2 separate regions of the Homo sapiens genome follow, and region 2 is linked to region 1. The links are chromatin contacts, found by Hi-C or POLR2A ChIA-PET in ENCODE. All regions are on one chromosome and are shown on one strand. Each heading gives the region's core, a stretch centred on a gene start or an enhancer-like site at or near the end of the contact. The rest is flanking DNA. Distances are from core to core; before and after follow the strand shown.

Region 1 (6,636 bases), core at 1,967-4,466:
TGTTGCCCAGGCTGGAGTGCAGTGGTGTCATCTCAGCTCACTGCAACCTCCATTCCCCAGGTTGAAGAGGTTCTCATGTCTCAGCCTCCTGAGTAGCTGGGATTACAGGCACGAGCCACCATACCCAGCTAATTTTTGTATTTTTAGTAGAGATGGGGTTTCACCACATTGGCCAGGCTGGTCTCAAACTCCTGACCTCATGCGATCCACCTGCCTTGGCCTCCCACAGTGCTGGGATTACAGGCATGACCCACCGTGCCCAGCCTGTTCCTTCCATTAATCTATCTTTCTGTCCTTCACCAAAAACACACTGTCTTGATTACTTAGGGCATCTCAACCTTGGACCATTATTTGGGACTGGATAATTCTTTGTTGTGGCAAGCTATCCTGTGCTTGTAGTGTATTTAGCAGCTTCCCTGACCTCTGTCCTCTAAATGCAAATTGTACCTCTCCAGTTGTGACTACCAAGAACTTCATACTGTGCTGTATATCTCCTGGAGAACAAAATCACCTCTGGTTGAAAAACATTATGGTAAAGCTTTGAAAATATTAATAATATTTTAAATTCCTTTTTAGATAGTTCCAACATCTACATCATATCTTTTTCTTTTCTTTTAATTTTTGAGGTAGGGTCTTGCTTTGTTGCCCAGGCTAGAGTGCAGTGGTGCAATCACAGTTCACTGCAGCCTCAAGCTCCTGGGGAGATCCTACCTGAGTCTACCTCTATTTGTTTGTTGTTGCTTTTTGCTTTTATGTCTTGAGTGTCATGATTTTTCTTGCCTTTTCATGTGTCTTGTAATTTGATGTTGCTGAAAACCATACATCTTTAGGACAGTAGTGAGCAGAAATTAGTTAACATAGCAGGTCTGAGACTACTTATCCTTAGAAAGGCCTGATATGCGAGGTTAGTCTTTGGCTTGCATCTAGAACTTGAATTTCAGATTGGTTCCCACCTTCCTAATAAGTGGCTTACTATGCCTAAACTTTTTGTACAAACAGTATGGTTTATGTTAAACACCCGCTTTCCTTCTGGGAATTTGAAATTCTGGTATGTGTTAGGCACAGACTGCCTATGTGACCAGCCCCCAATAAAAACATAGGGCACTGAATCTATAATAAACTGCCCTGATTGGTAACATCTCACATGTATTGTCACAACTCACTGCTGGGGAACAAATAAATCCCATATAAATTTACTGGGAAAGAACCCTTCGCAGTGTGCACCTGGTTTCCCCTGGACTTTGCCCCATGCGCTTTTTTCTTTACTGATTTTCTTTTGTATCACTTCACTGTGAGCCTCCCAGTGAATCATCAGAGCTTGGGCGTGTAGTGGTTGGTCTTGGGGTCCCCTGCCAGTAGTACCAGGAAAATGATGTTGATGGCTGGATGGGCATACCTTTCCTTCTGTAAGGCCTTTACTATGGGGTTTTCGGTTAATCCAGTTAGGAGTTTAACAACTAATCAAGACAGAAAATTTGTACAATTTGATTGCATTTATATACATTTCACAGCAAGATTAAAACTTTTTTTTCTTTTTTTGAGATGGAGTTTCGCTCTTGTCGCCCAGACTGGAGTGCAGTGGTGTGATCTTGGTTCACTGCAACCTCTGCCTCCTGGGTTCAAGCGATTCTCCTGCCTCAGCCTCCAGAGTAGCTGGGATTACAGGCATGCACCACCACACCTAGCTAATTTTTGTATTATTAGTAGAGACAGGGTTTTACCATGTTAGCCAAGCTGGTCTCGAACTCCTGACCTCAGGTGATCCACCCTCCTCAGCCTCCCAAAGTGCTGGGATTACAGGCGTGAGCCACCGCGTCCAGCTGAGAGATTAAAACTATTAAAGAGCCAAGATATTATTAATACCCTAAAGATCAGCTGGAGCTGGAGCTGGGTATCAGAAATGATCACACAGGTTATGTGCAGTGACTCATGCCTGTAATGCCAGTACTTTGTGAGGCCTACTTGGGAGGATCACTTGAGCCCAGGAGTTCGAGACCAGCCTGGCCAACATGGCGAGACCCTGTCTCTATAAAAATTAGCTGAGTGTGATGGCACACACCTGTAGTCCCAGCTATTCTGGAGGCTGAGGTGGGAGGATCACTTGAGCCAGGGAGGCAGAGGTTGCAGAGAGCCTAGATCGTGCCACTGTACTCCAGCCTGGGTGACAAAGCCAGACCCTGTCTCAAAAAAAACAACAAACAAACAAACAAAAAGAGAAATGATCACATAGAATGGGCATTTGTTCTTGAGATACCAACACTTGTGTGGAGTTATACTGAACTTACACATTTTATGCACTTCAAGTATTTTCTGTTTCACAATAAAAAAAGAAACAACTATTTTAGTTACCTGATAAGTTTGAAAGTACTGAAAAAAATTACTCCTCTGTCAGAAAGTTTAGATGTAGATTGAAATGATGTACATCTAAAAGAGAAGCAAATGAAAACTGGCAAGTGTGTACTTCAGCAAAAAGAATGGCATGAATGGAATTTACAAAACAGTACTAATGTTACTATAAACATTAATTGAAACCAAACACTTTAAGGGCGATTGGAGGATGGGAATAAGGTATTAGGAAGAGTTCTCATGGATTCCCAGACAGGGTACCCCTATAGGGCTGGGCATGTAGCTGTGTCCCATGGATCGTTTCCCCTTCGTTCTATCCCAGGCTGGTACTTGTGGGACAAGAGGTGTCCACCCAGCCGGGCCGAGGCTCGGGCAGAGACGGGACAGACTCGCCACTCGCTTGGCACAGTCTTGTAGGACTTTCCCGCCATGCCACATAGGTCAGAGGCCCACGCAGCGAGCTCCTACTGAAAACCATCGCACCATCCCCCCGGGGCATTTCTGCAGTGTTCCAGGCTCTGGACTACATTTCCCAGGGCCGTCGGGACCAAGGTTACTTCCAGCCTAAGATGGCCTGGGCTTACTGTCCTGTTCCCAGGGCTGGGAGCCTTTTGCAGAGGTAGGGCAGCCTGCATGCCTCCGCTGAAGCTTCCTAAACGCGGCCTGGAATTCTGGAAGCTCTCGGCAGCAGATGTGAGCGGTGTGTGGGCGATGGTCTTTGCCCAGCGAGGGGATGGGGCTCAAATGCAGGGTCCGTTAATGGTGACCGCGGTGTCCGGGGCAGTTAAAGACGGCCCAGGCTCCGGACTACATTTCCCAGAGTGCACCGTTCCCCGGGCAACTTCCTGTCAGCCCTCTGTCCCTTTAGGGTTAATAGAAAGATCGCGGAACCTTCCACCATCAAGGGACCGCAGGGCCGGGTGAGTGATTCCGAGACACAGAAGCCGAATGACTCCGGAGGGCCCGAGGCCGGGGCTGAGGGGAGTGAGGTGCTAATGTCTTTGGAGTTGGTGGCTTTGCCGGCGAGGGAGCGTGGGGGCGAGCGATCGCGATGGGAGCAGTGGATGCGAGAGTGAAATTGATGCAGGAGCTGGGGCCGCGACGGGAGCTTGTGTGTGTGTGTGTGTATGTGTGTGTGTGTGTGTGTGTGCGCGCACGCGCACACGACGTTGACAGGCGCTGTGTGTGACCCTAATGGACTATTTAAATGTGACTGTATGTACGTGATTATGACTGCGTCGCGTTGTGCGTGACCACGTTCGTAAAGGTGGTGATAGCAGCCGCTATGGGGCCAAAAACAAAGAATTGAGCTTTGCGTTGAGTGACAGGCATAGTCCTTCGTGAATGTGTGGGGAGCAGTTTTTGTGCTGGCCCGTAGCTGGATTGGAGTGGGGGCAACCTAGAAGGAGGGGAGAAGAATGGGACACAGTGTAGACAACATAGTTCAAGAGTTTCTCCGTAAATTAGAGCAGAGAAATGGAGCAGCAGGTTGGGGTAGAGGGCTGGGGAAGACGGCTGGGGAACAACCACCCATCAACATGTTGTTGGAAATGAGCCACGAGAGGGGGGAAAAGTCCAGGCAAGGGTAAGTAAACAAGGCTCATCTGTGTGGGTGTAGTTAAAAATGCAAGAATTAAAAAAAATAGAAAAGGGTAATCGCGCTGCAGAGAGTAAACCATGAGCTGAAGATTTCAGATATAGGGGGAAAATACCCTGTGTTTGGTAGAGGTCAACAAAAGTGAGATGTGGTGAGTTATATACAATCTCATGGCAGGAAATTCAAAACTAGAGTTTGTGGAGGGAGGAAGAAAGGTCTGAAGGTAGTGAACAACAAGGAGGCCGGCCATCTGTTCCATTTTCAGACCCACTGGTAAGAGGCTGTAGCTGGGGAAATGTTGAGAGGGCTGCAGAGTCCTCCAGATACAGCCTAGTTTCTGTTAGACTCAGAATGTTAGGGCGTGTTCAAGGAAGTGGTTGAAGATAAAAGAGGAGTTGGTTGTTAATGAATTATGAATTCCATTATGAAGGCATACAGGAAAAGTGTTGAAAGTTGGGAAGAATGAGAAAAGGGGACAAATGAGACTTGATGGTATACAATGTCCGAAAAGACAGTTGACTAGAAATTCTGGGACTTCTTATAGTAGATAAATATAAATACAAGGTTGGATTGACATTTATTCTGGTTGGATTCAAGTCAGTTTTGGAGAGATAGCGTGGGATAGTGAAAGATGATTTCTTGAGTGTGAGAAACAAACTTACCCGTCCCAAAGAATGGACTCAGAGACCCGGAGAACAGCAAAAGTGAGACTTTTAATGATGGTCTTGCAAGATCAGTGTCTGATAGGCACACCCAACAGTTTCAACAAGCAATTTATCCCCTAGTGCACAGGTTCCTCCCCTGGTTCCTCATAGGCTGATAACTATGGGGTCACAATCTTCCCGGATGTTGCCTATTGATTGTTGGGTAGGGGCTTCAGGTGTTTTGTTTTTTGATTTTTGTGAGACAGAGTCTTGTTCTGTCACCAGGCTGGAGTGCAGTGGTGCAATCACGGCTCACTGCAACCTCCGCCTCCCAGGTTCAAGTGGATTCTCCTGCCTCAGCCTCCCGAGTAGCTGGGACTACAGGTGCGTGCCACCACGCCCAGCTAACTTTTCTATTTTTAGTAGAGATGGGGTTTCACCGTGTCGGCCAGGATGGTCTCGATCTCTTGACTTTGTGATCCGCCCGCCTCGGCCTTCCAAACTGCTGGGATTACAGGCGTGAGCCACCGCGCCCAGCCGGTGTGTGTGTGTGTTTTTTTTTTAGGCTTGTCTTGCTGCATTTGGTTGCGGCCCACAATGCACTGCAATCCTAGTTAGCTCAAGGTCTCTTCAATAGTTGACTTATGACCTAAGCAGCTGGGCAGGCTGATAAAAGCAGACAAAATGAGCTATTTTGCAGGCTAGCAAACTTTCATCTTAGACTAAACTTCTTTGGTTTGGGTGAAGGCAACTAAGTGGGGGAAAGGGAGAAAGCGGGAGGCTGACAAGCAGGCATCATCTATCCAAGCAGGGGCCTAGTATATCCTGTTTCTTCTGTAGTTTGCTTACCTAAGCCAATTCAAGGCATTTTGTCTTGGAAATGGACCACTGTATACATTATTTCCTTCACTGAGTATCTCTCAGAAAGAAGGAAGCTTAAGATAGAAGGGGGGTCAAGGTAGGCAGAATGATGGCCCTGCAACCAATGTTTACTTCCTAATCCCTGGAAACTAGGACGATGCTACTTTATATGGCAAAAAGGACTTTGCAAAGGGGATAAAGTTAAGAACCTTGAAATGGGGGCGATTATCTTGTTGGACTAATATAATGACATGGGTCCTTAAAGTCAGTGAACCTTTCCTGGCTGAGTTTAAAGTCAGAGGGAGATGTGACCGCAGAAGAATGGTCAGAGAGATGCCACATTGCTTACTAGATAGAGGAAGTGGGCCTTAAGCCAAGGAATGTTGGTGGCCTCTAGAAGCTGGAAAACATAAGAAAACGAATTCTCCCCTGGAGCTTCCAGAAAGGAACACAGCCCTACCAACACCTTGATTTTAGCCTAGTAAGACCCAACTCAGACTTCTACTGAACTATATGATAATAGATTTGTATTATTTTAAGCCACTACCTCATGGCAGTAGAAAACTAATACAGTGGTGTAGTGTCTTGGCCTCAGTGTTGTGGAGGAGTCTTGATCCCTGTGACATAAGGGGACCTCAACCTCTGTTGATTATGTTGAAGACTTCCAGTAAAGTACATAGGTCCCCACTTCACCAATAATATAATTTACAGTTTTGCTATATTGTGTTATTTTTAAACTTTGGAACTTAGTGAACTTTTATTTGTGATCTAACATCTGGTCAGTCTATACTTACTTTTTGCCTTACACTTGATTTGTCTTGGATTGAGAGAGGTGTATTAATGAAATTTTATTTTATTTTATTTTATTTTTTTTGAGACGGGGTCTCCCTCTGTCGCCCAGGCTGGAGTGCAGTGGTGGGATCTCGGCTTACCGCAACTTCTGGTTCAAGCAATTCTCCTGCCTCAGGCTCCTGAGTAGCTGGGACTACAGGCATGCGCCAACATGCCCGGCTAATTTTTTTTGTATTTTTAGTAGACACGTGGTTTCACCACATTGGCCAGGCTGGTCTTGAACTCCTGACCTTGTGATCTGCCCACCTTGGCCTCCCAAAGTGCTGGGATTACAGGTGTGAGCCACCGTGCACAGCCAAAATTTTATTTTATATAACCTGTAACTTTTGCTTTATG
Region 2 (6,636 bases), core at 2,160-4,659, 940 kb before region 1:
ACCTCTGCCTCCCAGGTTCAAGCGATTCTCCTGCCTCAGCCTCCCGAGTAGCTGGAGTTACAGGCGTGCGCCAACACACCCGGCTATTTTTTTGTATTTAGTAGAGATGGGGTTTCACCATGTTAGTCAGGCTGGTCTTAAACTCCTGACCTCAGGTGATCCACCTGCCTCAGCCTCCCAAAGTGCTGGGATTACAGGCGTGCGCCACGGTGCCCTGATATTTCCTGTGTACAGTGGTGTAGCCAGGGTGCAAAGCCGCTTCCTAATGATTCTGTGATCTAAATATTATATCTTCTTGCTTCCCTTTAAGATATGTTCATTCCTCCATACAATTAAACAATCTCAATTACTCTTGAGGGAGCATAAAATCCTCATTGTCTAATCATGGGTCCTTCCAAATTATTTGTTGGCTTGTGTTTAAAATATGAAAAAGATAATGTCGATTTTGTTTTATTCTTACTGCTTAACCTGAACAAAATGTCATAGATACCTCCTGGCCTGTTGCTCAGCCAAGGAGAGTCACTTGAATAATGAACAAGACTGGAGGGAAACCACATTGATAATTTATCATTACACCGTCATCACATACATGGAACTCATCAATGATGCTTACAAAAAAATTGGGTCATTTGTGGAAAAGTGTAAAGAGAATATAGGAGATGTCTCAACTGAAGACAAAAAGCTACAGAAAATAATTGCAAAAAAAAAAAAGTGTTAAGATGTGAACACAAATTCAGAGATTCAGAAGCACAAAGTGCTAAGTTAAGGGAAAAAAAGAGTTATCAATACTTTCTTCCTTATGGAGAACAGGATGAATTCTTAAAAGGGCAAGTAATTGTGAGTCTGATATATCTGAAGATAATTAGTATTTCTAATGTTGTAAATGGTTGTGAATTTATAGTCACTATTCCTATTTCCTTTAGACTAGTGACCGTGACTTTGATCAACAGAAACACACCGGGTTAGTACTGTTATCTATGTCTCTCATCATACTATGTGTTAAAATAAGTCGATCAATTTTTGTCTTGTATTTGTTTTCATTTCACTTTATTTTAGTTTCTCTGGAACAGGGTCTCACTCTGTCGCCCAGGCTAGAAGTGCAGTGACACGATCACAGCTCACTGCAGCCTCGACTTCTCCAGGCTCAGGTGATCCTCCTGCCTCAGCCTCCCAAGTAGTGGGGACTACAGGCATGAGCCACCCCGCCTGGCTAATTTTTGTATTTTTTTGTAGAGACAGCGTTTTGATGTGTTGCTCAGGCTGGGCTCAAACTCCTGGACTCAAGCGATCTCTGTCTTGGCCTCACAAAGTACTGGGATGACAGGCATGCACCATGGCCCGAGGTCTGTTTTAATTTTATTAATTGGCTGATTCATTCAGACACATAATTATCAAGTAAAATCTCACTATTTCCTTAGCATTTCCCTTCAATTTAGCTTAGAAAATCTATTCCTAAGTTAATTTTTTAAAACATATACAATTAGCCAGGTGTGGTGGCACATGCCTGTAATCCCAGCTACTTGGGAGGCTGAGGCAGGAGAAGCACTTGAACCCGGGAGGCAGGAGAAGCACTTGAACCCGGGAGACAGAGATTGCAGTGAGCCGAGATCGCGCCACTGCACTCCAGCCTGGGCAACAGAGCGAGACTCCATCTCAAAAAAAAAAAAAAAGGTTTTCTCCAGATCATTTTTACATTTAATTATTCAGTCTGTTTTGACTATACCTTTAAGAATTAAGTAAATATAACTTTACTTCTACACACTATTAGTCAATGTACCTAACACAATTTATTGAATAAACCAGTCCATTCACAACAACATCAAAAGTACGTACATTTCCCAATGTAAATTAATACAGCCATGATGGAAAATAATATGGAGATTCATCAGAAACTAAAAATAGAATTACTATATGTTCCAGCAACCCCACCGGTGGGTGTATAGCTAAAGGAATTGAAATCAGCATGCTGAAGAGATAACTGCACTACCATTCACTGCAGCATTATTCTGCATTGGATACGGAAGCAACCTAGGTGTCCAGCATGTTATAAGTGGATAAAGAAAATGTTACATATTATATATATTATGTATATAACCTTATACACATATATATATGTATATATAAAGGAATACTATTCACTTTTTAAGAAGAGGAAAATCGGCCGGGCACAGTGGCTCGCGCCTGTAAATGCAGCATTTTGTGAGGCCAAGGTGGGTGGATCACCTGAGGTCAGGAGTTCGAGACCAGCCAGATCAACATGGTGAAACCCTGTCACTGCTAAAAATACAAAAATTAGCCGACGTGGTGGCGCATGCCTATAATCCCAGCTACTTGGGAGGCTGAGACACAAGAATCGCTTGAACAGGGGAGGCAGAGGTTGCAGTGAGCTGAGACTGTGCCACTGCACTCCAGCCTGGGTGACAAGAGCGAAACTCCGTTTCAAAAAATAATAATAAGTAAATAGATTTTTAAAAAATAAATAAAAAATAAAAATAAAACAAGGAAAATTCTGTCATCTGTGACAACATGGATAAACCAGGAGGACATTATGCTAAGTGAGAGAAGCCAGTAACAGAAAGATAAATACCAAATACCACATAAGTGGTATTTGTGGAATCTAAAAAAGTCTAACTCTTAAGAGGCAAAGAATGGTGTTTACCAGAGACTGAAAAATGGGGAAAAGGGAGATGTTAATTAAAACAGTACAAAATTTCAGTTAGTCAGGAGAAATAAACTTTGTTAATCGATTGCATAGAATAGCAACTACATAAATAATGTGTTGCATGTTTCAAAATTGCTAAAAGTAGATTTTAAATGTTTTCACCACAAAAAAGTGAGGTGATGGATTTAATTAGCTTGATTTAATCATTTCGCATTGTAAACATAGATCAAAACAGCATATTGTACCCTATCAGTATATAAAACATACAATTATTATTTGTCCATTTTTAAAAAGTTACTTTTCTCATACCTTATAACAAGACTGGACTTCCTCAGGGGACACAGAGCAGAGTCCCCGCCCTCGGGAGCTCATAACCGATCCCCCACGCTCGCCCTCGCGGCCACACTTTGAAAGCCCTCCCCTACCGGCTCTACACTCAAACAGCCCGAGGCTTCGGGCAGCCTCGAGTTCGGATTCCACTTCTCAGCCTTCTGGGGTCACTGAAACCCTCAGAACTCCGAGGACAAGTCGGACACGCCTTCGCCTCAGCCATCTTCGCCAGCGCAATAAGTCTCTGTGTCTTCACACTCCTGGTAGAGGGAAAACTAAAACCTCCGGGAGCCAGCGTCCGGCGGTGCCTGCAATCTAACCGGGATTTGGGGTTCCGAGCCACTTTTCCCACAAGCCACCGCGGTCATGGAGCTTTAGGCTTAAACTACATTTCCCAGAGGGCAACGGGAACACCCAATCTATGGCTTCCCTTCCGTTTTCGCGTGGTTCTTTTGCAAGGTGGGTTGAACTCATTTCAGTATATAACAGGCACAGAGTACTCGCAGGGAGGGCTCTGGGCAATCAAGTTACGTTGGAGCCCAACCTAAACCAGCCGGGGTGGTGGAGGAAGCCCTTTAACCGTGGAAGCCTCTAGTGTGGACGGCCAGTTGTTATCGGAATCTCAGGCCCGTGGGTGCATGAACAGCAGAGGAGGGTATTTGAGTGCGCACGTGAGAGAATGTTGTATATGTCAGATGGGGAATGTTTGAGAGTGTGTGACAGAGAAACTGCGTGTGAGAGGCTGGGATGTGCCTCCTTGACGGTGGGTGCGGTTGTGAGGCTGTGACAGGTGAGTGAGTGGCTGTGCTTGCGTGACGGGGATATGAGGTGCTTGTCCTTTTCATGTACGTTGATTGCGGTGGCACTGCGGTGTCACTTTGAGTCTTGGCTGTAGGTTCCCGGCTGCTGCTTCTCTCCTCCCTCCTCACAGCTGCTTGCGGCTGACACACACAAAAAATGTCTGCAAGAGGGAAGTTGGATACTGAACTCTACATCAAGTTTTCCAGCAAGAAGGCATTGACTTGCTGTGAGATTGGAAACGCCTGGGAGGTTATTTCTTTGTGAGCTCTGAGAGCGAGCTACCTGTCTCAGAACCTCGTCTTTCCCAGAGCTCTGACCCCAGGAACCTGCTGTGAACTCATACCCAGATTCCAGCCTCTCTCCTACCTCCATGTGTTAAAGTGTGTGAACAGGGAAGGCGTGGAGGGTATTGTGTAAGGAGGCATTCCGTGCTTCAAGGAAAGGCCTGATAACTCATGATTTTTTTCTCCCTCCCTGGTCCTGCTATTCCTCAAAAGGACTCTAATGAGGAGGAAAAAAATTCTTTCACATCTAAAACTCAATGTTTAGGCTAGTTGGCTTTTTTCTTTCCTAAGGTTACTGGTTTTAGAGTATGTTTTACTTCATCTGAAATGTGTCTGAATGTCCTAATACCAATCTGCTTTCTTTCCAGTAGATGTTGGGAGCCATTGAGCTGAATCTCATTAACGTTCTCATATTTGGCCGGGTGTGGTGGCTCACGCCTGTAATCGCACCATTTTAGGAGGCCAAGGCGGACGGATCACTTGAGGTCAGGAGTTCGAGACCAGCCTGGCCAACATGACGAAACCCCATCACTACTAAAAATACAAAAATTAGTCTGGCGTGATGGTGCATGCTTGTAATCCCACCATCTTGGCCAGGCTGGTCTCGAACTCCTGACCTCATGATCCACCCGCCTCGGCCTCCCAAAGTGCTGGGATTACAGGCGTGAGCCACCGCACCCAGCCTTATGTGGATTATTTTACTTCATCTTCAGACTATTTTATATGCTAAATGACATTTTCTCCCAATTTACCAATGAGACTTTAAGACACATTTTATTAAGTATCAGAGCTTAAATCTGAAAGTCATATCCTAAAAGACTAACAACAGAATTTGTATTAGTTACTTCAAGAGACCACCTCTTAAATATTACTTTTTTTTTTTTTTTTTTTTTGAGACAGAGTCTCGCTCTGTCGCCCAGGCTGGAGTGCAGTGGTGCGATCTCGGCTCACTTGCAAGCTCTGCCTCCCGGGTTCAGGCCATTCTCCTGCCTCAGCCTCTCCGAGTAGCTGGGACTACAGGCGCCCGCCACCACGCCCGGCTAATTTTTTGTATTTTTATTAGAGACTGGGTTTCACCGTGGTCTCAGTCTCCTGACCTCGTGATCTGCCCGCCTCGGCCTCCCAAAGTGCTGGGATTACAAGCATGAGCCACCACGACCGGCTTTTTTTTTTTTTTTTATGACAAAGGCTTGCTCTATGGCCAGGCTGGAGTGCAGTGGCGCAGTCTCGGTTCACTGCAACCTCTGCCTCCTGAGTTCAAGCAATTCCCCTGCCTCAGCCTCCTGAGATCCATTATATCATTATTATGTCTTTGCATCCTCATAGCTTAGCTTCCACTCATAAATGAGAACATGTAATGTTTGGTTTTCCATTCCTGAGTTACTTCACTTAGAATAATGGTCTCCAACTCCATTCAGGTTGCATCCAATGCTGTTATTTCATTCCTTTTTATGGCTGAGTAGTATTCCATAGTGTATATATATGTGTACGTACACCAAATTTTCTTTATCCACTTGTTGATGGGCATTTAGGCTGTTGCCATATTTTTGCAATTGTGCTGCTATAAACGTGTGTGCAAGTGTCTTTTTCATATAATTACTTCTGTCTGGGTGCAGTGGCTCACACCTGTAATCCCAGCATTTTGGGAGGCTGAGGCCAGCAGATCACTTAAGGCCAGGAGTTCGAGACCAGCCTGGCCAACATGGTGAGACTCCTGTCTCTATCACTGAAAAAAAAATAAAATAATTTTATATAATGACTTCTTTTCCTCTGGGTAGATACCCATTAGTGGGATTGCTGGATCAAATGGTAGTTCTACTTTTAGTTTTTTAAGGAATCTTCATACTGTTTGTCATAGTGGTTGTACTAGTTTTTGTTCCCACCAGTAGTGTAGAAGTGTTCTCTCTTCACCACAACCATGGCAACATCTATTATCTTTTGATTTTTTAAAATTATGGTCATTCTTAGGGAGCAAATTGGTATCACATTGTGATTTTTATTGGCATTTTCCTGATCATTAGTGATGTTGAGCATTTTTTCATATGTTTGTTGACCATTTGTATATCTTCTTTTGAGAATTGTCTATTCATATCCTTAGCCTACTTTTTGATGGGATTATTTGTTTTTTTCTTGCTGATTTGTTTGAGTTCCTTGTAGATTCTGGATGTCAGTCCTCTGTTGGATGTACAGTTTGTGAATACTTTTTCCTATCCTGTGGGTTGTCTGTTTACTCTGCTGATTATTTCTTTTGCTGTGCAGAAGCTTTTTAGTTTAATTAAGTCCCATCTATTTATCTTTACTTGTGTTGCATTTGCTTTTGGGTTCTTGGTCATGAACTCTTTGCCTAAGCCAATGTGTAGAAGAGTTTTTCCAATGTTATCTTCTAGAATTTTTATGGTTTCAGGTCTTAGATTTAAGTCTTTGATCCATCTTGAGTTGATTTTTCTCTAAGGTGAGAGATGAAGCTCCAGTTTCATTCTTCTACACGTGGCTTGCCAATTATCCCAGTACCATTTTTTGAATAGTGTGTCTTTTCCCCACTTTATGTTTTTGTTTACT

The links. A loop is a pair of places that touch in the nucleus more often than their neighbours do. ChIA-PET counts read pairs that join two places held with the same protein, here RNA polymerase II (POLR2A). Pooled maps may share reads with other maps.
Region 2: a loop to region 1 is called in a pooled map, with 8 times the contacts of the local background. The contact joins the promoter of ZNF573 here to the promoter of ZNF790 in region 1. A Hi-C loop is called at or near these places in 1 of 37 single-sample maps with no recorded cell type and 8 of 50 pooled maps. POLR2A ChIA-PET finds 5 or more read pairs at or near these places in 2 of 52 experiments (HepG2 and PC-9).

The regions. Positions count from the first base shown.
Region 1 is chr19:36,834,967-36,841,602 of GRCh38, reverse strand. ZNF790 (zinc finger protein 790) reads left to right here and starts at 3,216. Exons shown (of 5, transcript NM_206894.4): 1 at 3,216-3,266.
Region 2 is chr19:37,776,359-37,782,994 of GRCh38, reverse strand. It overlaps ZNF573 (zinc finger protein 573), which reads left to right and starts at 3,409. Exons shown (of 5, transcript NM_001172690.2): 1 at 3,409-3,451. RefSeq lists enhancers at 2,595-3,257, 3,116-3,465, 3,172-3,466, 3,258-3,921.